Regions from separate parts of the Homo sapiens genome. Here all the other regions are linked to region 1. The links are chromatin loops, found by intact Hi-C in ENCODE. Cell type or tissue: endothelial cell of umbilical vein. All regions are shown on one strand.

The links. Hi-C counts contacts between places; a loop is a spot of excess contacts. Peaks named below come from ENCODE experiments on the same cell type or tissue, not always from the same donor. Only the 100,000 strongest peaks of a DNase experiment are listed, where the experiment ranks them.
Region 2: it touches region 1 in a loop (4-fold over the local background); 4 of 110 quality-filtered maps call a loop at or near these places.
Region 3: a loop joins it to region 1, with 7 times the contacts of the local background. A loop is called at or near these places in 3 of 110 quality-filtered maps.

Annotation. Positions count from the first base shown.
Region 1 is chr2:67,211,416-67,219,415 of GRCh38, reverse strand. All of the region lies in intron 1 of LINC01828 (long intergenic non-protein coding RNA 1828), which reads right to left. LINC01829 (long intergenic non-protein coding RNA 1829) reads left to right here and starts at 4,097. Exons shown (of 8, transcript NR_038844.1): 1 at 4,097-4,188. It overlaps LOC101927661 (a long non-coding RNA gene), which reads right to left and starts at 6,008. Exons shown (of 4, transcript NR_110568.1): 1 at 5,921-6,008. In endothelial cell of umbilical vein, a CTCF peak has its summit at 3,965 (motif pointing right); a DNase peak (open chromatin) is centred at 3,975.
Region 2 is chr2:67,472,283-67,480,282 of GRCh38, reverse strand. No RefSeq gene overlaps it. Among named protein-coding and RNA genes, the nearest start is that of ETAA1, 79 kb to the right of the region's middle. In endothelial cell of umbilical vein, a CTCF peak has its summit at 3,273 (motif pointing right); a DNase peak (open chromatin) is centred at 3,262.
Region 3 is chr2:67,837,147-67,845,146 of GRCh38, reverse strand. No RefSeq gene overlaps it. Among named protein-coding and RNA genes, the nearest start is that of LINC01812, 16 kb to the right of the region's middle. In endothelial cell of umbilical vein, a CTCF peak has its summit at 4,462 (motif pointing right); DNase peaks (open chromatin) are centred at 2,386 and 4,496.

The DNA of each region.
Region 1 (8,000 bases):
TAGTATAGCCTCAGGCCACAGTAAGCTATAGTTGGGCACTGGCTGCCTCCGTTAGGCAGGGCTGCCACCCTTGACGTCCCCATCATGGGTCAGCATATGTTTTTACACTAGGTCTACTGCCCTCCTGAATGTAATTAAATCTGTTGTTGAGTTTCCAACCTGAGCTAGAAGGGATCCTGTCCTAGTGCTACTCTTTAGTTGTTTCCATCCTGGCCCTTACCCAGCCATGGCTGTCTCTACAGGGTGAGGAGTTCTTGGGGACAAGTGGACTTGCCTGTCAAGCAGCCACCATCCCTTTTGGCCCAGTGCGTCCCAAACTTTAATGTGCTTATATGAAACACCTGAGGATCCTGCCAAAGTGTAGATTCTAATTCAGTGGGTAGGTCCAGCGTGGGTCTGAGAGTCTGAAGTTTTAACAGACCCCTGGTGCTGTGGACTACACTTTAAGCGTCAAAGCATTATATCCTGCTCCAGGTACCCAGGCTCCTGGAAGTCCCTGAGCAGAGGATGCCAAGCTTACATGGTTCTCCCTGGGTCTCTCCTGAAGACAGACTGTGATGCCAGTGTGCACTCTTCTAGACTTGAGTGGTGGCCAAGGGGGTACTTGGAGTGGAGGCCTTGTGGGCACAGGTTAGATGAGTGAGGTGTTTGAGTTACAGAATACATCCAGAGGGCAGAAGAGAAATGGGGATCATGGGATTGACTTGGTTTGGGATCAGAGGCCACACACAAACCAACTCACTCCACGTTACCATATTTTAACACAGCATTCGAAGTAGTCCAAGAATTTTAAGTTAAAAATTGTCCTTTTCAGTTGTTAATTTACATAGGAGGATAGAATTTTACTTTAACCATTTTTTAGCTTGACTATATATATTTTTAAACATAAAAACATAAAATATGTGGGCCTTCATTTCTTGCTGCAGGCCCCAAAATTGTTAAAAGTGCTACTGTTGTAGGCACTTGATTATGTAACCACCCTTTACCTCTCATCTAGGCCATTTTGAGTATAAACATCACATGACAGAAGTTCAGACTTTTTACTTGGATAGTTCTTTTGCATCTGCATGTGCTTCTTTCCTATGTTATTTGAATTCACTTGCCTCTCGTGGACCTTTTAATATGCAGCTCAGGATTTTTTGAGACCATGAATATGTATACTGGACTATGTAATACTGAATTCTTTGGGATATGGAGCAGTCACGGTTTCTTCTGGTTAAGAATGTTTGCAAATGTGACTCCACAGTTGAATAACAATGAAACCCACCCAGTTAAAAAGGCTGGCTTGCAATGTTGTTTGGCTTGTTTTTGTTGTTGTTTTTCTTAACCCATTTTCCTATTCTATTAGCATAGCATAGTTTTACAAGTCCCTGGTCAAAAGTCAAATCTTAGCTGTACCACTGATAAGCTATTGAATTCTAACTTTTCCAGGCCTCAATACATTTTTGCCTCTAAAGTAGAGATAATAATGTCATCTCATAGGGTGATAAAGAGGATGAAAGGATATAATAAACATAAAAATATTTGGAATGGTGTCTGATACATAATAATCACTCAAATAATGTTTTCTATTATTCACATTTCATCTTGTTATTGAAGCTGCCTAAATGTTCTGTCATCCCATTGATTTTTCTCTTCTTCAGAGTCCTTCATCTTCCATCATCACTTTGCTATTTAACTTTTGCTTGTTGTCTTAGTCTGTGTCTGCTGTTATAACAGAACACCACAGACTGGGTAATTTATGAAGAAAAGAAACTTATTTGGCTCATGGTTCTGGAGGCTGGGAAGTCCAAGAACATGACACCAGCTTCTGGGAAGGGTCATCCTAAGGCAGATGGCATCATATTGTGAGTGTATGTGAGACAGAGAGGGAAGTTGGCTGAACTCATCTTTTTTTTTTTTTTTTAAATCAGAAATCCACTCCTGCAATAACTAACCCAGACCTGTGATAGCAGCATTAACCCCTTCATGAAGGCAGTGCCATCATGGCCTAATCACTTCTTAAAGGCCCACCTCTTCATACTATTACAATGGCAATTAAATCTCAAAATGAGTTTTGGAGGGGGCATTCAAACCATAGCATTTATATTCCATTTTTCTTTATTAGTTTAATGTGTATGGATTTAAGAAAACTTTTCAAGAAAAACGGAAAAAGGAAATGGCTCAAAGAAAAAAGGGGTTGGAGTCACCAGATAGCAAGAGTTAGAGAAGAGAAATCACTCAATTTGCTGAGCAGGCATAGAGATTAAAGTACTGAGTATCATCTGGAAGAACTTGGTGGGAAGGCTGGCATGCTTCTCCCATTGAGGGAGGGGGCAGGGTTACTTGAATTCAGTTAAGAGCTTCCTAGGCTTATCAGGGATAGGCTTATCTCTTTGTTCCTCCCTCCCCCCACCCTCATCCTGCCATTTCACCCAACCTTGGTAAACAATCTGAACATGACTATTATAAGGCTACACCCAGACAACAGTAATTGACAAAGGGATCATTAAGGAAAAAATAGGATTAGAGTGAAGGCTTTTGAAAAAGCATTAATTTGTATCCTGCATTCTCACTCACTGACAACTCTGTTAACTAATAAGAAAGGAAAATCTCAAGTCAGTTCCTTCCTACACTGTCACCCTTGTCTTTTCTCTCATTTGCTTAAGGTATCAAGTAGAGTCAACTTCAGCTGGAAATAGTGTAGGGCTTATTCTAGGCCACAACATGGGAGCAAAACAACCAGAGATTTAGCCAAATCCTAATTTATTTACCCCATTCTGACAGAGAGAAATGTTTGTTTATTTCTGAGGCTGTGCTATGATGTGCAGTTCAAGTGCTCTGACACTTTAACGCACCATGCAAGGTTAGCAGCCTGTTCACCCTTTATTAATTTGTTGGTGAATATATTTGGATTTTCACTTCATGCCAATAAATGCAAGAAGGGATGCAGTTTTGACATTGTTTCTTTACCCTTACACTCCATGTAAACCAAAAGTTGTCTATCTGGCAGCTTAGTGGCTATATGTAAAGCCCCTGTTTACTTAATCTGAAGGTCCGTTTCATTTCTGCTTGGTTTGCAAAATAAATGAAATGAACGAGTGTGTCAGAATTAGAATTGTGAGAGTCTGAAAAAGACATTTGGGTCACTGAGTGACTAAAAGCACTCTCTGTTTACATGTTTCTTCAGTTTCTGTCGCTGCAGCTGTGTCACAGCTTATAACAACTAATCCCTTTTTATTTACATTTTACTTTATTTTGTATTAAAGGCACTATTAAGCCACGTCTTCCAAATGTGTCTGAGGTTTCATAACTATCTTAATAGTGTATACACATTACAGTTATGGCAGAGAACTTCCTCCAAGTCTGGGTTTTGTTAAGAGTGACTTTAAGAATAATAGTTTATAGGACAATTAAAACGTGTTAATCTATATTTGAAAACTTGATCTGGTTAAAAATCGGTTCCCCGTCCGCTTATATTTGCCAGTTTTCTACATCATGTAGCTGGGGTTTTCCTGAGAGGTGGAAAGAGTGGGTTGTGGGAAGAGATGGCTGGAGAAAGCCTGGGAGCTAAGCTGATTTTAGGCCTTTGGGCTGAGGTCCTGTTAACATAACCTATGTTCTGCTTCAGGGGAAAATGACGCACGGAAGGTTGGAAATGGGGTTTGAGCGAGCACACTTTTCATGCTCAACAAAGCCTAACATCATTTTACTATACGATTTGAGTTATGTGCATGCTTTTAATAAACTGATCCTCACAAAAAATAAATAGATTTGTTCTGCTTAAACTGGCATACAAAGGGCTCAGAGGAAAAAAACTCTTTAACAAACACCTCTTGGGGATTGGAAGGTAACTTCACACTCCAGCTTCACGTTGGGAACGTGTGATAACAATTTGACAGGAAGTAAGTGGATTCTGTCCCAAGCCTTGGGAATAGACTTGACCCTGAGCATAATGTGTGAGTCTGAGGCCAAGAGCTTCCCGCCCAGCAGGGGGTAGCCAAGCGCCGATGACTGGGCAGGAATTCAACCCCATAGGTTCCCATCTCTTCCCACCGCCCGTCAGCAACACAGCTCTCCCTTTCTAGAAACAGGGTTTCCCCTCCAGGCTTGGATTCTTAAATCTAAAAAGAGCCTCTCACCTGAGGCCTTCACCTGAGAGCTGGAGCCTGTGCGATGGATTATCTGGACAGGGACCCCAATGAACAGGTGGAAAAGTACATTTATCTGCCTAAGGCTTGGAATGAAAATTGGGGGTGGGGTGGGTAGAGGCAGATTTTACTCTTCTTCAGATTCTTTTCTCTGTCTCCCAGTGGGCACAGGCTGAGCCTTGCGGGGATAGAAGAGAGATAGAGAGGTTAGGCCCTGGTTCTCTGTGTAGGGTGGTATGCATGTGTGTGTGGAGGGATATGGGTGTGAGTGTGCTGTGTATATGTGTGGAAAGCGTGTGTGTAGGTGTGTTAGAAGCGTGTGTGGGTGAATATGTGTGTGGGGTGGTGGGGAGTGTGTGTGTGGGGGTGAATATGTGTGTGTGGGGTGGTGGGGAGTGTGTGTATGGGTGTGTGTGGGGGAATGTGGGTGTGTGGATGTGTGTGTGGGTAGGGAGTGTGTGTGTATGGGGTTGTGTATATGTGGGGGAAATGTGTGTATGGGTGTGTGGGTATGTATGTGTTTACGGTGAATATGTGTGTGAGGAGAGTAAGTGCATGTATGAGTATGTGTGTCTGTATGTGGGTATATGTGTGGGGTATGTGTGTGTGGGGTTTGTGTTTTGGGGGGGTGTATGTGGGTGTGTATATGTGGGTATGTATGTGGGGTGTGTGGGTGTGTATGTGTCGGGGGGAAGTATGTGGGTACGTGTGGGGGGATGTATGTGCGTATGTGTGTGGGGTGTGTGGATGTGGGTGTGTGTGTCTGTGGGTGTGTGTATATGTGGGTATGTGTGTGGGGTGTGTGTGGGAAGTGTGTGTATGTATGTAAGGTGTATGTGGGTGTGGGTGTATTTGGATGTGTATGTGTGTGGGGTTTTGGATGTGTATGGGTGTGGGGGGAGTATGTGCATGTGGAGGGGTGTGTGTGTGGTGTGCATATATGTGTTGGGGAAGTATGTATATGTATGTGTTTATGTGGGTATGTATGTGTGGGGAGTTATACGTGTGTGTGGAGGGGTGTATGTGGGTGTGTATATGTGTGTATGGGAGAAGTATATGTGGGTGTGTATGTAAGTCGGGTATGTGTGGGGAGTGTGTGTATGTATGTGGGGGTATATGTGTGTGTGGTGTGTATGTATGTTGGTGGGTGTGTATGTGTATGGAGTGTATATGTGGGTGTGTATGTGTGTGGGGTATGTGTATGTGTGTGGGGAAAGTGTGGATGTGACTGTGGGTGTGTATGTGTGTGTAGGGGGAGTGTGTGTATGATGTGTGTGTGGCTGTGTGTGTGTATGGGGGAAGTATGTGTTTATGTGGGTGTGTATGTGAGTGGAGTGTGTAGGGAGTGTGTGTATGTATGTGGGGTGTGTGTATGTGGGTGTGTATGTGTGTATCTGTGGGTGTTTATGTTTGTGGGGTGTGTGTATATGTGGGTATGTGTGTGTGTGTGTGTCTGTGGGTGTTTATGTGTGTGGGGTGTGTATGTGTGGGGGTGTATGTGGGGGGACCTGTGGGTGTGTGGGTGGTGTCAGGGGAGCCTGGATGGAGCCCCAGGACAGCCTGCTGAGGGTGGAAGCCTGGATGGCAGATGCTCAGGTCTGACTGCTGGGCTGCAGGGAAGAAAGAAATGCCAAGCTGAACTCGCAGGTAGGGAGGAGGAGAGGTGGGACAGTGACAGGTCACTAAAGAAAAAGCATTCTGAGAAAAGCCTGTGCTCCTTACGGTATGCTGCAGGGGCTGAGCCTGCGTCCCTGCTGACACCCTCTGGGAACCCCCATCGCAAGCCTCACCTTGTTGCTTCTCACTGGGGCCGTTTTCGGTTGGCGCTGCTTCTCTTTGTTCTGTTGTCCCCCAGTGCAGTGAACCCTTACATTATGGGTTTCTCTTGTAGTTCTAACCTCTAATACTCAACCATTACATCTTATCTCGTCTTCTAAATTACTCTAAAATCCAATTATAAAACCCTCTCTCCTTCAAGAGCACACAACTTGCCACATTACTGAAATGCTGGGCTGCTCTTTTGTTTTTCTAAATTAATAATAACTATACCATTTTCCGTCTGCTCTTACCATGGGACTCTTTTATATCACCACATAAAATGCATATTATGATTCTTTTTGCTTCTTTTCTGGGCTGCAAAAAAGCGAAGGATGATTTTCCAAATATTCATAAAAGATCTGTCAGTTGGTTTTTAGTGTAAAAACATTTGAAACTACAATCCTTAAAGAAGAAAGCATCTTAATATTTATCAGTTAAAATTTCACTATTGCTTTCTTTTGTATGGGCAAAATAGAAGTCTATCATTTTTAAGGTTTTAAGAGATTTGAATGAATTTTATGTGTTAGTTAAAATTTTTATGGATTGAAAACGCTTAGTTTCACTAAGATTTCAAAAGCACAAACGATTTTTAAAATCTAGGTCCCCTCGTGAGTTTCTTGAATTTACAGGAGGGCAGTGACTATTCTTAAATATAGATTCAACTTCTATAAGTTATCAAAATATTTCAGGAAGAGAGAACATGCCCAGAACATATAAGAAAAAGCTTTAACAGTATCAGGAATATCCTCAAACACTTTTTCTGACAAAAGGTTAGTCGTGGTTTTCAATGCTAGAAAATTGCTCTTAGGAAAATATGGTTAAGTTCAAATTTGATATTAGAAAAAGAAATTTGACTTGTTTTAGTATTTTATAATCACAGGCATGTAATTGAATGGTGATTGCTTTTCTTGCAAATTCTTACTTTGGTCATGTGGAAAAAGTATATTTGATATACCTAAGGCATCTGATTATGCAGTAACAAAATATGCTTGCTCTGTGATTAGTAAAAATATGTGTATGGCTAATCAGCCACTCTGCTTTCAACTTCACGAGCTTCAGCAGTGTTCAGTGGAGCTCTTCATTGTACCATCTGTATTTATGAATGATTCTTTCTCATGCTCAGATTTTAGCTGCTTAGGTTAAATATATTATAAAATGTAGGAAAGATTGGAAAAGTCCTAAATTACAAATTAAATTTCATTGAAACATTTAAATAATAACAACCTAGCTAAGTATTTTGTGTAGTTTTTGTGCCCTGAAGTTAAATCTCTATCCCCTTAAATATTAAATACAGGAGAGGCCAGTTGTTTCTTTAATAAATTAGTTATATTTAAGGGTTTTCAGAGGCCAAAGTGAAGGCCAAGGGAGAAGACAGCGTGCAACTGAAGCAGCACTACTTGCAATTTATAGGCTAAATGGATGAACCAGAAGGACATGCTAATCACCAAATAACATCATCAAATACAAAATATAGGAACATGATTATCATGAGCAACAACTCAGGGAAAAATGGACATCAGGAACAAGAAAATTATAAATGATATATAAAAAACAAAAATTATACTTTTTCATTCTTACAATATATATTACATATACAGTATCAAAACATATGCAAATACACACTATATACTGTATGTTCTTTTGAGTTGTTTTGTACAAATAGACTCTATAATCTTAATTTAATCATAGTGGACACATCCATATTATCACTTAACATTTCAACTATGCATCCCAGCATAGCTACATCTCCCTCCCTCCCTTTCTTCCTTCCCTTTCCTTCCTTCCTTTTTAAAAAATTTTCTGTGAAAACAAGAAAACTTAAAGTTATTTTCCCTTGCACTTCTAAATTTTTTAAAAATTTAATTTTTTTTGTTGTTGTTGTTTTTGAGACAGAGTCTCCCATTGTCACCTAGGCTGGAGTGCAGTGGCAAGATCTTGGCTCACTGCAGCCTCCGTCGCTGGGGTTCAACCGATTCTTGTGCCTCAACTTCCCAAGTAGCTGGGTTTATAGGCATGTGCCACCATGCCTGGCTAATTTTTGTATTTTTAGTA
Region 2 (8,000 bases), 260 kb before region 1:
AGACTTCGCTGAATTAATGACTGGGAAGAATATGATTCTGGTAAATCTGACACATACAACAGTCCAGCATCTGCAAACGCAGATGAGAGGAAGACATAAAACAACCTTGTAAGAAACCTGCACAAAAGTGTCTGCATTTTACTGTCCATAAATATCTGGTAGTTGGGGTGAGGTAGGAGCCGATAGACTGTAAATAATCTGTGTGCGTGCTTATACTAATTACTGTTAAGGACAACACAACCCATTTATTCTCCAAGTGAGCCATTCTGAATAATCATTCATATTTGGATTTGCTCTCATCCAATGTCTAGTCTTTGCCAGTGCCTTCTATATCTAGATCATTTGTAAGGGACCTATTCCACCTTACCGTGCTTTTCCTCTTCAAAATCTTTACCACCTTCCATTGCTTCCCTCCTCCACTCATACCAAACCCCCTACCTGCTCCCAGAGCTTAAAACCACAAGTTCTTTTCTGGAATCCTCTCAAGACAACAGAGCTAAAAGAGTTAGTGGAAGAGCCCTCTACTCAGACATGATGAGACCACTTGTTAATCAGTTAATCCAAAGTTTGTTCAAGTGGGGAATGATTTAAAATGATATTACACTTAAACATTTATTTTAATGCACGTCCATTTTGCAGCTGTTGATGCAGGGGTGAGGGTCCTTCCTCCTGTCTGGGTCCTCTGGAATTCCACAGCATCTTTCTTATATAAACCATATCCATAATATATTTCTACAATTTCCAGTTTGGAAATTTCTCTGAAAAAAATATGATACTTGCAAAGCACTTTGACTGCCAAAAGAATGTCCACATTGTTTTGCAGCTTTTTCCAATTGTTCACAGTTGTCTGGCCCACCCCATTTCAACAGCCTACTTTTTTTTTTTTTTTTTAACAATCCTACTTTAAACAAAAATCAACTATATTAAGTCTTTCAATGTGCTTGGCTAAATTTTCATAGATTCATGAAAATACATTCATAGCTTCATATTTTATTAAATGACATAATTATAATAAAAAGTACAATGATGGCCAGGTGCAGTGGCTCATGCCTGTAATTCCAGCACTTTGGGAGGCCAAGGCGGGTGGATCACGAGGTCAGGAGTTTGAGACCAGCTTGGCCAATATGGTGATACCCCGTCTCTACTAAAAATACAAAAATTAGCCCATTGTGGTGGTACACACCTGTAGTCCCAGCTACTCGGGAGGCTGAGGCAGAAGAATCACTTGAACCCAGGAGGCAGAGGTTGCAGGGAGCCGAGATCACGCCACTGCACTTCAGCTTGGGCAACAGTGCGAGACTCCATCTCGAAAAAAAAAAAAAAGTACAATGACTTAAGGAGGTTTAGGGACAAACTGTAGATACCATTGGTCCTCAATGAGAAGACACTAGCATTCATCCTGTGGAGGGTTTTATGCAGTGAACAGAGAGCATTTGCTAATCAGGTGGGTCTGATCTGGCAAAGCAGTTAAGTGGGGGCCGTTTAAGAAAGTGTTTGCGGTAGATCTATCAAGTTAAAAATTTTGGAGCCTGTACAATTTCTGATGATTGGCAGAGAAACCCAGGATATAGCTTATCGCCACAAACTCAGTGTGTGACCACAGATAGCAGTGATATTCGAAAGTATCCAAAAACATCAACCAGGCTGGGCACTGTCCAATTAGAACACATGCTGCCCATTAACCACCTGTAAAGATATACTGTGTGTTCTAGTTGAATATCAGCTCTGATGTGGAAAAGCTGACATTCGCGACCTTATTCACTTGCAAATGAAAATACAAGAGCGGTTGGTCAAGCAATACTCTAAGTTCCTTCTAACTCTGACATTCCTTATTGAGCTATGTACACCCCTAATTAATTTCCTTCCATGGGATTAATCATTTTTCTGATTCAATTGTTTGTTCTTTTTCTGGATGGGGGTCATCTCGGAATTGTCGTTGAGACATAGATTCTTGTGGGCAATAACAAGAAGACAAAGCAAGGGAGGCATGACAAGGTATACATTAAATGTAAATGTATAGTGTATATTTTCTATATGCCACGGTATCAAACAGATCTGCTTGCACATACTCATAACCACATACTCACATCCTCCCACCTGATTCTCTAGGGGTCTGTGTTCTGCATGTTTTATTTTGTTTTTTAACCTGGGGATGATGCTAATTTTCATGGCTTGCTTCGTTTACACAGATTGGAGCATGTTTTCCACATACAGCTTCTTGTTTGCCAACAAGCCCAGCTGTTGGGGGGCATAGAAGATCACCCAATTATAGAAAACAGTCTTGAATACCTTTTCATGTTTCCCTCGCCTACCCTGGAGGCTCTTTTCCAACAACTACAATTTTAAGGGCCTTTTTCATTTACAGGAAACATTTACTTCTTTATTACTTTTGTTTGTTTGTTTCCAACTCATCCTAAAAGAGTTTACCATAGCGTAGGTAGGGGACCCTTTTCAGTTCTCCTCTAACAGCCCACAGGGAAAGCAAAACCAGGAGAAACCAAGGCCATGTGACCAGATGAGAGCAGGCTTTTATTTTGAACTCCCTAAAAAGGGAAACAGGACCCAACAGATTTGAACATTTGCTTGGAAAAAAAAAAAGAAAAGAAAAAAATCTCCAAACTACTTTACGGTGTTAGCCCAGGCTCCTGTATGCCAAGTCCCAGCCCATAATAAATTTTATTGCAATGTTATAAACTCCTGAAAAGAGGAACTTGGAATGAAAGTGCTGACACAAGCTGCCAGAGCCAGGCCACTTCATTCTTGTGGACTCTGTCCTGACATCAGCACACGTCTAAGGCAAAACCCCCAAAACTGAAAAAAAATGTTTTGCCCGACGGATTCTTTGATTCTCTCTTAATTTTAGTTAAAAAGAACGGGGGAGGGGACCTCATCAATGAGAAACGAGCACTCTTGCAAACAATACATGACTGCATGTGGATGCTCCTGGCTTATAGCTCAAAGAGTTATTCAGCTGAAGTTAAATTCATTTTGCAAATGAAGCCAACCTTTTTTGAGGGGTGGGGGGGGGGTGATTATTCATTTAAATGACAGCTTTATGTACTATAATTACAGTCATTAATGAAGGCACAATTATTTTATCATACATTACCAAGATCAAAGAAGATTTCTCAAGAATAAGTTGTCAGCATATAGAGTCAATACAGAAATTAGACCAAATATGAACTGTAACATTTTGCTTAAATAATGCCCTAGAGGTTAAAGAAACAATGAGTTAAAGTTGTAGAGGGAGAAAATTTAAAAGACACACTAGAGGTCACTGTTGCTACTTGAGCTGAAGATGTATCCACACACATACACACCCAGGCACACAGGCGCACACACACGTGCGTGTGCTCACACACACACAGGTATGTATATATATAAAATATGCATATTTTAATAGGTTCTGTGCCTATCAGAAAAACTCTAAAAAGATCAGTTACCTTCATTAAATTAAAAAAAAATCCATCATGGTATTTTTTTCTGGTGGTTATGTGGACAGTTGGCTATAAAAAGATGAAATGTAAAAATAAATCTTAATTTTGAGGATTTCTTTCATGACCAAGGACATATCAAATACTTCACCTCTGATGAAAGATTTTGCACCTACTCTGCATTTTGAAAAACACCTTTCATCTATATGTTCATTTGGATTAGAAAGTAAAAGTAATTGAGGAATTATGGTCAGTATGCCTCTTCTTATTAGGGGAAGACGATTCCCTCTTTTAAAAATTTTTCAAATTTTAAGATTGTTAAATAGGGATGATATATTTAGTCCTATCTTTGAAGCTGTAAGGAGAAAGTTGTTTAGGTATGGCAAGTCTGTGAAAAATCTTGGAACAAGTATGGGAATTGTTAGTGTAACATTTCAACTCTACATTCATAAAAGGAAATTATTTTAGGAAAAACGACGGGTGGGCCTTTGTAAATGTAATGAGTTTAACAGGAAGAACTCCCTTATTCGTAGCTCCTGAAGAAGTCTCAGGCTCCGTACTGTGCTCCAAGACTTTTGGTGCACAGTATGTGCATATTGTTGATAGAGAAGGAGCAGATCTATTTCAGAGCCCAAAGGCTGGCTCCTGAGTGGATTAGCAGAAAAACTCAAGGCTGGATGATCTATCCCAAGAATAGCATCTCATTGCCAAGGAAGGAAATCCAGAAGACATATTCATGCTGTTCAGTATTCTTCTTAGAGTATTGGTTTCAGACATGTGTACTGGCAAGTGAAGGATCAACCTGGAGGTGTAAATTTCAAAGCTAGGCTCGCAAACAACGTTTCCAGAAAGATGCCCATTTCATCTCTCTTGTTTTCTATTCTTTGCACGTGATGCATGCCTTTGTTTGATAATGCAAGACCTGTAGCAAAGGACAAATAAGGGGAAAGGGTGAGAAAACTATCTCATTTCTTTGCTGAACCTCTTCTTTGTTCTCCATTGTGTTTTTTGATTTGTCCATGCAAATCACAGTCCTGGGAGTAATTAAAGTTCAGAGAGCTAACTAATAGCTCCTCAGTAACCGGATATTTTCTACGAATTTCATGGGTGTGGGTAAAATGGATTTTAAATATAATTTGAATATTTTAATGGAGAATTACACATTTTTAATAGAATTTGCCAAATATCCTCTGTTAAATTCATGTTAGTGACGGAAGAAGACTATTAGGATGCTCGCAACCTCAATGTGAATCAAAAGTAACTGCTTTGCCCACGAGACAGTGCAGCATGGAAGAGGTAATCTGGATGCTGGACTTTTGGTGCTTCCTCTACTACCCAGCCAAGGTGAACTTGGGCAAGCCCTTGACCTTCGCAAGGCTAATTTCTCACTTGTAAGAAGGAGCTAATAATTTCTGTCTTCTCAGGCAGGATGACATAAATTAATAGGTGTAAAGTGGTTGGTACCAGGCTTGGAATGGGAAAATTTTGGTAAGTGTCATTCATCTTCATTGTCATAACAGAAGTCCCCTGAACTCCTTGACACCTATCAAGAAGGGACAGATGCTGTGTTTACACCCACAAGCAGGTATGAAACAACAGCAACATAAGAAAACAACATTTGAATTCAACAGCTTGTTATTTGGGGGTGAGGAGGACAGGTTTTAATTAACAGTTGTATTTTTGTTTTTCCAAACAGCTTTGTGTTTACCAATTCAAACTTGGACTTCAGAGAAAACAGAGAGCACTCTACTATGATAACACAGAACTAGTACCATAATTTTTTTTGGTTAAGAAAGGTATGTACGTTCTGGAAGTTACCTGGGTAGAATAAAAAACAGAATAAAAGTGGAAAGAACAAAAGAATTTAAAAAATGAATAGAATTTATTTTCAAATAAATGTGCATTTTGTTAACCAAAATAATAAACATTAAATGTGTTTGTGTTTTGTGCCACATAACTATTTTTTAATGTCCTATTATTCACAGCCTAGTTAGAGGACCAGGGGTTCATTGAAGTCAGCATGTTTAAGAGCAGTCCCACAATTCTTACCAGGCTGAAAACCACTGCCTTCACCAGCTCTGGTTGCAATTATCATATGCAATACATTTTGTTTTAAATGGAAGCTTTTATAATGAAATTTAGAAGCCAGCGTCATTTCTCTTCCTTTGCTTTCTACTAAAAAAGAATTTGAGGACAGACAATAAAGGAAATGGCAAGGAACTATTCTATGACCTTGGGCAAATCTCTTCGGTAGTTCGGCCTTGTATACACACACATATGCCCACACACATGCACACACCCCCTTCGTTTTATATTCTTCTGCAAAGCCATGTCAAACAAAAAGTTGGATGGAGATTTGGCAATTCCTTGGTTATTTTGAAAAATGGATATATTGATCAAATTGAATGGGTACCAAATTTTCTAATTATGCAAATAATTGCTAAGTCTTCAATGTAGCTTGCTTAAGAAGTACTGCCCAGAGAAGGGGAAATGAAGAGTTTCTTTCTCACTTGGGTATACAATGAGAATTTGTAGAGAGCTGTAAGCACCTCAGCCGAGAAATGATGCAGAAGGAGAAAACGTGGGCTGGGTGCGGTGGCTCATGCCTGTAATCCCAGCACTTTGGGAGGCCGAGGCGGGCAGATCATGAGGTCAGGAGATCGAGATCATCCTGGCTAACACAGTGAAACCCCGTCTCTACTAAAAAATACAAAAAATTAGCCGGGCATGGTGGCGGCCGCCTGTAGTCCCAGCTACTCCGGAGGCTGAGGCAGGAGAATTGCTTGAACTCGGGAGGCGGAGCTTGCAGTGAGCCAAGATGGCGCCACTGCACTGCAGCCTGGGCGACAGAGCGAGACTCCTTCTGGAAAAAAAAAAAAAAAAAAAAAAAAAAGTAGAAAACGTGATACCCTTTTCATCTTACTATAATGAAAGTACTGGAACTGCCTTTTACACTAGATTAAAACATTTTTAAAACCCTTGTTCCTAGCCACACCCTAGAACACTGTTTCTGAGTTGCCTTTATTTCATTAACATTCTGGGTCAGCAAGAACAGGGCTTGGACAGAAATACAGCAAGATGGCTACCTATCACTTGCAGAGGAAAAAAAAAATTCAGGATCATTCCCCAAGTGAATTAAAAACATAATAACAAAAAATCCTCCAGTTAGTGATTCTTCTTTGCTGCCTGTAGGCAGTTCTTTGATTGTGGGATATCTGATGGGTGTTGGTGGGGAGAGCCAGTTTAGTTGTGTTTACATGAAATAAAAGGTAGAAGCTGCACAACTGTACCCGAGAAGCTAGGAAGGTCCCCCCCGATGCGGCAGCTGTGCTGTGAATGCCTTCAGGTACTTGATTTTTCCCTTTGTTGACATCAGTGTAGCCACATTAGGGACTCTTAGTGTCACAGTTAGACTTTGGAAATAAATACAGTATAGCAGCTCTCCAGGGACCTCTGCTGAGAAAGAGACATCAAATGGTGAGGAGATGGTGAGGAGGAGTGGCTTGCCTGGAGAGCCAAGGAGCTCCTTAAAGTGGGCTCTGGACTGAGGAGCAGTGAGCAGGCTCAGAATGAAAAGAGAGCAACAAAAAGGACTGAAGAGTTGACACCCACTGTCACTTTTTGCCTCGCTCATGAATTTGGCACGTGCCTTTGGAGAATTCAGTGCAAAAAGACCTCCCACCAAAGAGTGATGTCTGTTGCTTTGTATAGAGGTTTGGATTCCCTAGTTGGCTCTGCCCCTTTCTGCTCATGACTTGAAACAAGTCACTTCTCTCTAGACTTTAGAACTTTTCAATGCAACAAGGAAATCATATTCAGATGTGCTCATGTGTCTTGGGATGAAGTGGGAGGTAGGAGAAATTGAGTTCTTGGACTCAAGTACAGTGATGTGGATCCAGCAATAACCCTTTCATGGAAGCACGGTCTTCTCTGGTTCTCAAAATTCAGGCCACAGATATTGTCATCATGATCAGCTGAGAGCCTGTTTGTAAAGGTATGGTGCTCTGGGTCCACCCAGGATCCACGGAGTCAGCATCTCTGAGCATGGATCCTAGGAATCTGGATTGTAGCTGGCCCCTGGCTACTTTTTCTTTCTTAGTACATTATTGTGAGAAATATCACCAGCTCATCACCAGCTCTTATTCTTAACAAGGGCTAAAAGTGCTTAGTTTCATATGGATCCTCTCTTACTGGCTTATGTATTGAGCAGTACATGGTTCCACTTTTATTAAAGAACATTAGGAAAAGGTAATTTATTTCATGGTTTAGTCCACAAATCTGATTTTGAGAGAATGGAATGAAGAGTGTGAGGGGTGATCAAGAAATTTTTAATCAGTTGAGTGGAACATAGGGATGACGTCTACGTCCCAACCACATCTCCCCTAGCATGGATTCAGTCACTTCTGCTAATCTCACTTTCAATTACAAGCACAGGTTTTAAAGCCAGTGAATACTATAAGGTGTGTTGTCAGCTTGTTGTTTTTCTTTAAGCTACTCTGTACGTTCTGAATAATTACTTTGAAATGATTATTTTGAAGTTATACATTGGCTTTTTTAACTGCCATT
Region 3 (8,000 bases), 630 kb before region 1:
CTTATCCTTGGGTACTCAGAATGTTTAGGATTTTTCATTATCATAAAATACTACAATGAATATCTTCATACCATACATTATTTCCTTTTTGGAGAAATATTGAGATAAATCTGCAGGCTATGATTACTTACGGCTTTTTGACACATAATAGCATGGTAGTTTCCCAGAAGGATTTTAAAATAAAGTAGCTTACTTTTCAGACTATGACGGTTACCTCCTTTTATAGTGGTTTCTTCGCACTTTCACTCCCCTCTAGCCCTTCTTATTTGTTCAGGACAATCCTTTCCCGTTCATGGGCTCCCTCAAATATCTCCACACAAATATTACCTGCTCCTTCTTATAAGGCTGATTCTGGGATATATTCATATGTTAAATGCAACTTGTAGTCACCATTATAATGTTTCAATGTGTAATACATTGAATAAATTCCTAATTGCCATGGTCTAGATATGGGTAAGATACCCTTAGTTGTAGAGTAATTTCTAATTTATATACTATGTCCTCATCCTCCAATAGCTTGAAATTGTTAATGTGGTCAGTATCTTTTCAGAAGTCTGCTCAGTTCGATGGCCAGAACTTCTCAATCTGTGAGAGTAATGGCCGTGTTTGGGCACATGACTGTGACCCCACTCTCCAACCCATGTCTGATGGGACCATGTGTGGACACTTGGAACAGACTGAGCCATGTGCTGTCATAGAGATAGAGGAAGAGAGGTGGGAGAATGGGGAGGTGGAGGAGAGGAAGAGGTGGGGGGAGAGAGGAAAGGAGAGAGAAAGGGAGAGAAGGAGACAGGAGAGAGAGAAAAGGGAGAGAGGAGAGAGAAAGGGAGAAAGGCAAGAAAGAGAAAGGAAGAGAGAGAAAGAAAGGGAGAGAGGGAGGGAAAGAGAGGGAGGGAGGGAGAGAGAATGCAGCAGAAAAATTGTTTCCTGGGTTTCTAATTATTTTCCTTCCCGTAGTTTCAGTCATTCAGCCATTTCTCAAGTCTGGCTGCATATTTTTGGCTTTGAATTTGGAGAGACACCCCACCCTACAAGAATTCTTGTAATAAATCTCTCTCCCCTCTTTCTTTCCCTCCTCCCTCCCTCCCTCCCTCCCTCCCTCCCTCCCTTCCTCCCTCCCTCCCTTCCTTCCTTCTTTCCTTCCTTCCTTCCTTCCTTCCTTCCTTCCTTCCTTCCTTCCTCACTCTCTCTGTCTCGGTCTCTTTGTCTTTCTCTCTTTCTTTCTGAATGTGCTAACTTGGTTACTAATACAGCCTAGAACAAATGGAATTGGGAATAGATATCCCTTGGTGAGGTGCAAATCCATGTAGCTTAATAATAAAATAATGGATTTGGATGTTGACAAAAGTTTTAGCTGTTCTCTCCTGCTGACATGTGGGGCTGTCAGGTTGAAACATGGTATAATTCCATTTATGATTCTGAAGCAATGGAATCTCTCTGAAAAACATTTTTCCCCTTTAAATTATTGACACTCTAAAAAGTAGCTTATTGCAGCTGCTCCAAGTGCTGGACAGTTTGGATGATCTGACACGATGCTTTAATCTAAGACCTTGGGTGACCATATCCATCAATTGACCCAAAGGGCAAAATGAATAGAACGGCTCCTCCTGCAGCTCTGGATAAATATGTGTGGTTAATGGGAGGCAGAGGGTAAAATTTCCAGGGCTCTTTGGTCTTCTTTGACAAAATTAAAACAGAAATCCAAGAAAACCCTGAAAGGCCCCATACCTTCTCACCTGTGTCCTAGGACTTTCCCTCTAAAGGTAGCGTGAATGCTGAAGAGCTGAGGCAAACTAGAATCTCGTCCCTAAAATGGACGCTCTCCAGAGGATGTTTGGAAAACCTGGCTGGACATCATGGGCTATTAGTGGTCTTTTATTTTTCCTTTCTTTTCTTTGCTTCTATTTGTTTATTTGCTTTTAAATCGGAATAGAAAGGGGAACATTGGAAGGTGAGAGTGGAATGTCCTTAGAATCAGAGGAAGGCTTTCCTATTGGGAAACAAAGGGCACAGACTTCATTATTTGGAATAAATTGTAAATCGTGCCCTCTCTTAACCTACTGGGTGGTATTGTCCTACTAAAAGATCTGACTCTGAAAAAACATCCTTTCTCCAATGCCTCTCCCTTGGGAGCTTTGAAGATTCTGGTAACGTGGGGAGGTACTGACATTTTGGAAACTCCAGACAGATCTGTTTCTGCCAATGGAGTGATTGTGTGTGCATGTGTGTGTTTAGATTACAAACGATTGGACTAACTTTATGACTGTGATTGTACAATAAGGAGCAATGGGCAAAGCTATCAAATCATTTTAAATTGGCCTCTCAGTATCTTTTCCCTTTGCTGAGTAGCTGGAGTTTATCAGTGGACTGACATATTTCCTAGCATATTGGACCTCAGGCAGTCACTCTCCGTTTTTTTTCCTGCCAGTGTTTTGTTTTGTTCATTCATTTAATTAAAGTGTACCAAGTGCCCAGAAAATGCCTGGAATTGTGCTGGACATGATGATCGCTACTCAGAGTAGATCTGCGGCTGCTCCGTGGAGCCCCGGCTGACCCAGCCAGCATGAGCCAGGGAACCAAGCAGTCAGCACGTGAAGTACCCAATGCCCAGCCTCAGGCAACATGCAGTCTAGTTAGTGAGATGAAGGGCATGCCTATGAGAGCTCCCTAGACAGTGCGATCTCCATGGGTGCAGCAAAAGGCAAACAAGGACTGCCCGCAGGCAGAACAGATCTTGCTGGAGTGGTCACCCAAATCTTCACTAAAGAGGGGTTTTGGCTACATCTTGAAGGACAGGAAGGGCTGGGGAATGCACAAGTGGATGCTAGAGAAGGGAGAGGAGTCCAGGAAACAGTGTAGCTGTGCTGGGGAGACCTGGGTTGGAGCTTGAAAGCTTGAGAGGATGAGACATTGGTTTTGGACAGAGATTGAAGAGCCTTGGATACTGACGGGAGCCCTCCCTTGATCCGCAACTCTGGAATATTTCCCACCCTTTCATAGGCCCCTTTTGACCCCATCCCTGAAGGTTGCAAACTTGGGCATTGTCTTCTCTCTTCTTCCAGGTGAAGATCTCCTCCCAACCCCCAGCAGACTCTCATTTGTTTTTCTTCTAACTTTGTAGTGAAAAAAGAAAAAAAAAAACAACTTTGGATTAAAAGCTCAGTTAAGAAAGTGCCTGACAACCTGACATGGAATGGTGTGGAACTGGTTGTTTGCCTGTGGTTTAAAGGTGGTTTCCCAGAAAAGCTCTCTCACAGACGGCCTTGCAGAATGCAATGCAGGCATGTACAAGGGGTGTGTGTGTGTCTGTGTCTGTGGAGAGTGAGGGTGGTATGGAGGATAGGACATTTATAAGAATATCTGGCATGTTGGTGGTAAGTTTGCCAAGAAGGTTTATGCTATCTTTGTGCGTGTGTGTGTGTGTGTGTGTGTGTGTTTGTTTGTTTTGAGATGGAGTCTCACTCTGTTGCCCAGGCTGGAGCTCAGTGGCATGATCTTGTCACTCTGCAACCTCCACCTCCAGGGTTCAAGCCATTTTCCTGCTTCAGCCTCCCAAGTAGCTGGGATTTCAGGCGCCTGCCACCACACCGAGCTAATTTTTGTATTTTTAGTAGAGATGGTGTTCCACCATGTTGGCCATGCTAGTCTCAAACTCCTGACTTCAAGTGATCTGCCTGCCTCGGCCTCCCAAAGTGCTGGGATTACTGGTGTGAGCCACCACACCTGGCCCATACTACCTTTCTTGCATGTCGAAATACAAAGATAGCTCGTTTCCAGCCAACCTAAGAGGTTTTCTAGGAGAATATATACATATACACACATAAACCTACACATATACGTACACATACATATACACATACACAACATAAACATATGTATATACACATTTGCATATATATACAAATATATTAAAATATATCCTAGATAAAAGATTTTAAAACAGTCTTCATGAATGTATGTATTTTGGGTTTTAGGACAGATATTTGGTCTTCTTTCAGCATATACATCTGTTAAAGATTTTTCTTCTTGGATAATAGGTTTAGTCTGCAGAGCATTGTCTTTCTTTCCTTTGGATTATTTTGCTCTTCACCCAATGTATTTTTGACCTCGATGGCACCTGCCTTCTCCTTAGGGGTTGCATACTGTATTGTAGAAAGAAGGGGCTTCAGGGAGAGACTAGGGTGAGTAAATGAGACCAATCTGGGTAAATGTCTTCCTAATTTAATCCTCTTATTGGAAAAGAGTGTTATGAATGAGCCCCCAAAGGTGTGCTTTTCACACACACCAGCCCTAGAGGGAAGAATCATGGCTGTAAATGTACCTGTGTAAGCACCAAGTTAAGTGGTATTTTATTTTTGGTCTCTAGACTAAAGGTAGGTAGTGATTCTACCTGAAGGACTGGAGGTATGTGTACGACATCCCAAGCTGTGACAGTTGGGCAGGTTGAGGGAGCATTGTGAAGACTGCAGCCAGGCTGCAGAGGGCAGTGTGAGACCGTGGCGTTGCCAGTCCTGTGGCAGGGCCAGTGCTGTTCTTAATATAGGCCACCTGTGGTGTTTCAAGATAAATTATGTTAGATGGGGAAACTAGTCTATTGGATTTGCAGTAAATGTGTGCCAGTTAGCTTTACCCCAAAGAAAGTCTTTCTAGGATTTTCCTCTCTTCGCCAATTTCAAGACATTAAGTACTAAGACTGGCTGAGTGGCAAGCTTGTACCCTTTTCACTTTTCAAGCACATGAATGTGTTGTGACAATTGAGATGATATTTGGTGCCTTATGATGCACTACAATTTAACTGCCTTGGGTGCTAATGCAGCTCTGGGTAGGGAGAGACACTTCTTTAATAATAATAACAACTTTGGCACCTTTTTTTCTAGAATAGTAGGAACTGTAGCAAGTTTGCTGCAGGAGCTTTTGCTCTAGAGCTGGTTCTGGGTGTTCAGCATCCTGTGAAGGTGGGATTCCAGGAGGGGAGGATGTTGGTGGCTCTCAGAGAGAGTGGCTGGTCTGGTGTAGAGGTTAAGTGCATGCTTTAAATTCAAATGGACCTGGGTTCAACTCTGCCTCTCTAATTTACTAGGTATAATACCTCTTCATTTTCCTCATCTGTAAGATTTGGATAATTATGGGTAAAGGATTTCCTGGAGTTGCTGGGTTAAGTGAGATAATATATGTGGAATGCTTAGCACAGTGACCCATAGTAGGGAGCCTCTAGAATGTGGTATCATTACTGGCATTCAATTCCAAATATTTATGCAACGCCTGTTAGGGGATTTGATAGTGGACAATGTCAACAACCCCTTACCGTCTGGTCTGGTGAGAAAGACATCGAGTACTTACTGCATCAGAGCAGTACTGAGGGAAGCATAGCACAGTGACAAGAAGCAGGGACTCTGGTGCCACAGTGCCTGGGTTTGAATCCAGTCTGTTACTTCTAGCTGTGTGGCCCTTGGAAGGTCACAGACCCTACTGGTATCTACCTTATGGGATCACTGCAAAGGTTAAATGAGTTAATACAAAATCTTAAAATGTTGCCTGGCATGTAGCAAGTGTCAGCATCACATGACTGCTTCTCATCGCAGAGTGCGATGAGCTTTAAAAGGAAGAAGATCAGGATGCAGGGGAAGTGTATGAGAGAAAGATGTAAGTGAAATTCATCTAGCGAAGTTCCACTAAGGAGGGGAATGAGTCACAAAGTAAATTAGGGGGAGAAAAGGGGAGGTGGATTTACATGTGCTCTTATGACATAATCTCCAAGATACATTGTTAAGGATAAAAAGCAATGGGGCAGGCCAGTATGCATAGCATGCCCCCATTTAGGTAAAAATAAATTTATCAACCTATTGTCTATGTATGCATATATGTATGCATGTATGTGTGTATCATCTCTCTCCACCTATCATCTATGTATCTATTATCTATGTATCTATCTAGCACCTATCTATCCATCCATCTATTTAATCATGTACTATTTTAGGCAAGGTTCACTAAGGGATTGCTAATAGTATTGTTTGGGGGCGGGGGGTGATCTGGGGAATTGTAACAGAAAGAAGAAAAAATAAATAAACTGGAAAAATGATCAAGTAAGAAGATAGACACCTTTATGATCTTCAGGCTAAAAGGCAAATAGGAAAACCAGGCCTAGCTTTAGGTTTCTGGTTAGAGAGTCCATGCTGCTGGTTCCTGGTGGGAATGGGCCTACTAGTCTCACTAATTTATTTTATTTTGGTAAATATAGTTATTTTTATAAAAATGCTATATATACTAATATGAATGGGCCTATTATTTTCAAATAAATACTTAAAATATTTCTTCCTATTTATTTCTAACATGGGAAAGATGATGGATATAACCTATATAAGTAAAAGTTATGTGGGGACATTGGTTATTTTTTATTCTTTGAGACAGAGTCTCACTGTGTCACCCAGGCTGGAGTGCAGTGGTGTCATCTTGGCTCACTGCAACACTGGCCTCTCAGGTTCAGGAGATTCTCCTGCCTCAGCCTCCCCAGTAGCTGGGATTACAGGCACCCGCCACCACACCTGGCTAATTTTTGTGTTTTTAGTAGAGACGGGGTTTCGCCATGTTGCCCAGGCTGGTCTTGAACTCCTAACCTCAAATGATCTGCCTACCTAGCTTCCCAAAATGCTGGGATTACAGGCATGAGCCACTGCACCCGGTCAGGGGCTTCTGATTCCTAACTGGCTTCACATCAGACAGAGGCCAGCATGGTACTTATCAACTGTAACACTTTATGGATCCTCAAATACCATGTGATTTACTTACAGATTTAGTAAGTCCTCTGCTCTCAATACTGTGTTTCCCAGGGATTGCAGCAATTCCTACCCATATTCTCATTGTTAATAGGGCAGGCTGGAGGGCTCCAGGGAAGCTTAGCAGTTCAATGGCTCCTTACAAATACCACTCCTACTACTGTTACTACTGCTACATAATATTTATTGAGCACTTATGTTTTCCAAATACTGTACATGGGCCCACCCTACATTCAGCCACCAGAAGTTATTAGCAGGTGGAGAAGAGCACCCGCCCTCAGAGCTGATTAGAGGTGTACTGGTTGGGTGGTGTGGGGTTGGGGATGGATGGACTGGAAAAATGCTTGCCTGTGATCTGGAGAGCTGAGCAGGTGTGCTCACCTTTTCCTGCTTGGCCTTTCTTGATTTGAGAAAATCCAAACAAAACAAAACTGAGCCCAGCCCAAAGCAACAAGAATTTTCAGTGTGGAGATATCTGGTTTGAAAAGCCTTCTAGCTTAAAGATTGCTGTGGTGTGAATGTCTGTGTCTCTCTCAAATTCATATGTTGAAATCTTAACCCCCAATGTAATGGTATAAGGTGCTGAGGCCCGTTGGGAGATAATTAGGTCCTGAGGCCATTGGGAGATAATTAGGTCCTGAGGGTAGAGCCCACATGAATGGGATTAGTCCCCTTATAAAAGAGACCCCAGAGTGCTAGCTCACTCCTTCTACCATGTGAAGGCACAGAGAGAACCAGGAAATGGGCCTCATAGACACCAGAAATGCTGGCACCTTGATCTTGGACTTCCAGCCTCCAAAACTATGAGAAATTTCTGTTGTGTAGAAGCTACCCAGTCTATGGTATTTTGCTGTAGCAGCCTGAACAGACTGAAACAAAGGCCGACGTGAAACATCCCTCTTTCTCTTCTGCTTGGAGAATGGTAGAGGACCACTTAATACATTTAAAAAAATCTCTCTTAGTTTCATTTCAGTAAAGGAGAGGGGAGGGAAGGAGAGTGTCGACCTTGTAACGGCAGAGCTTCTTCTCTAGGACGTGCCCTACTGAAAAATCACAGCTATTTTGTTTTTTCAGTTTCACTGGGACATGGGACGGACATTGTTTACTTGTTATTTGAAAGCTACAAAAAGGTCTGCGTGACCCCAAGTTTTTCCCTATAGGCCTTCTGTGGTGCCTGCCACGCCCACCATTAGCAGGACTCCTCAGGGACCTCTGGGAGCTGTGTTC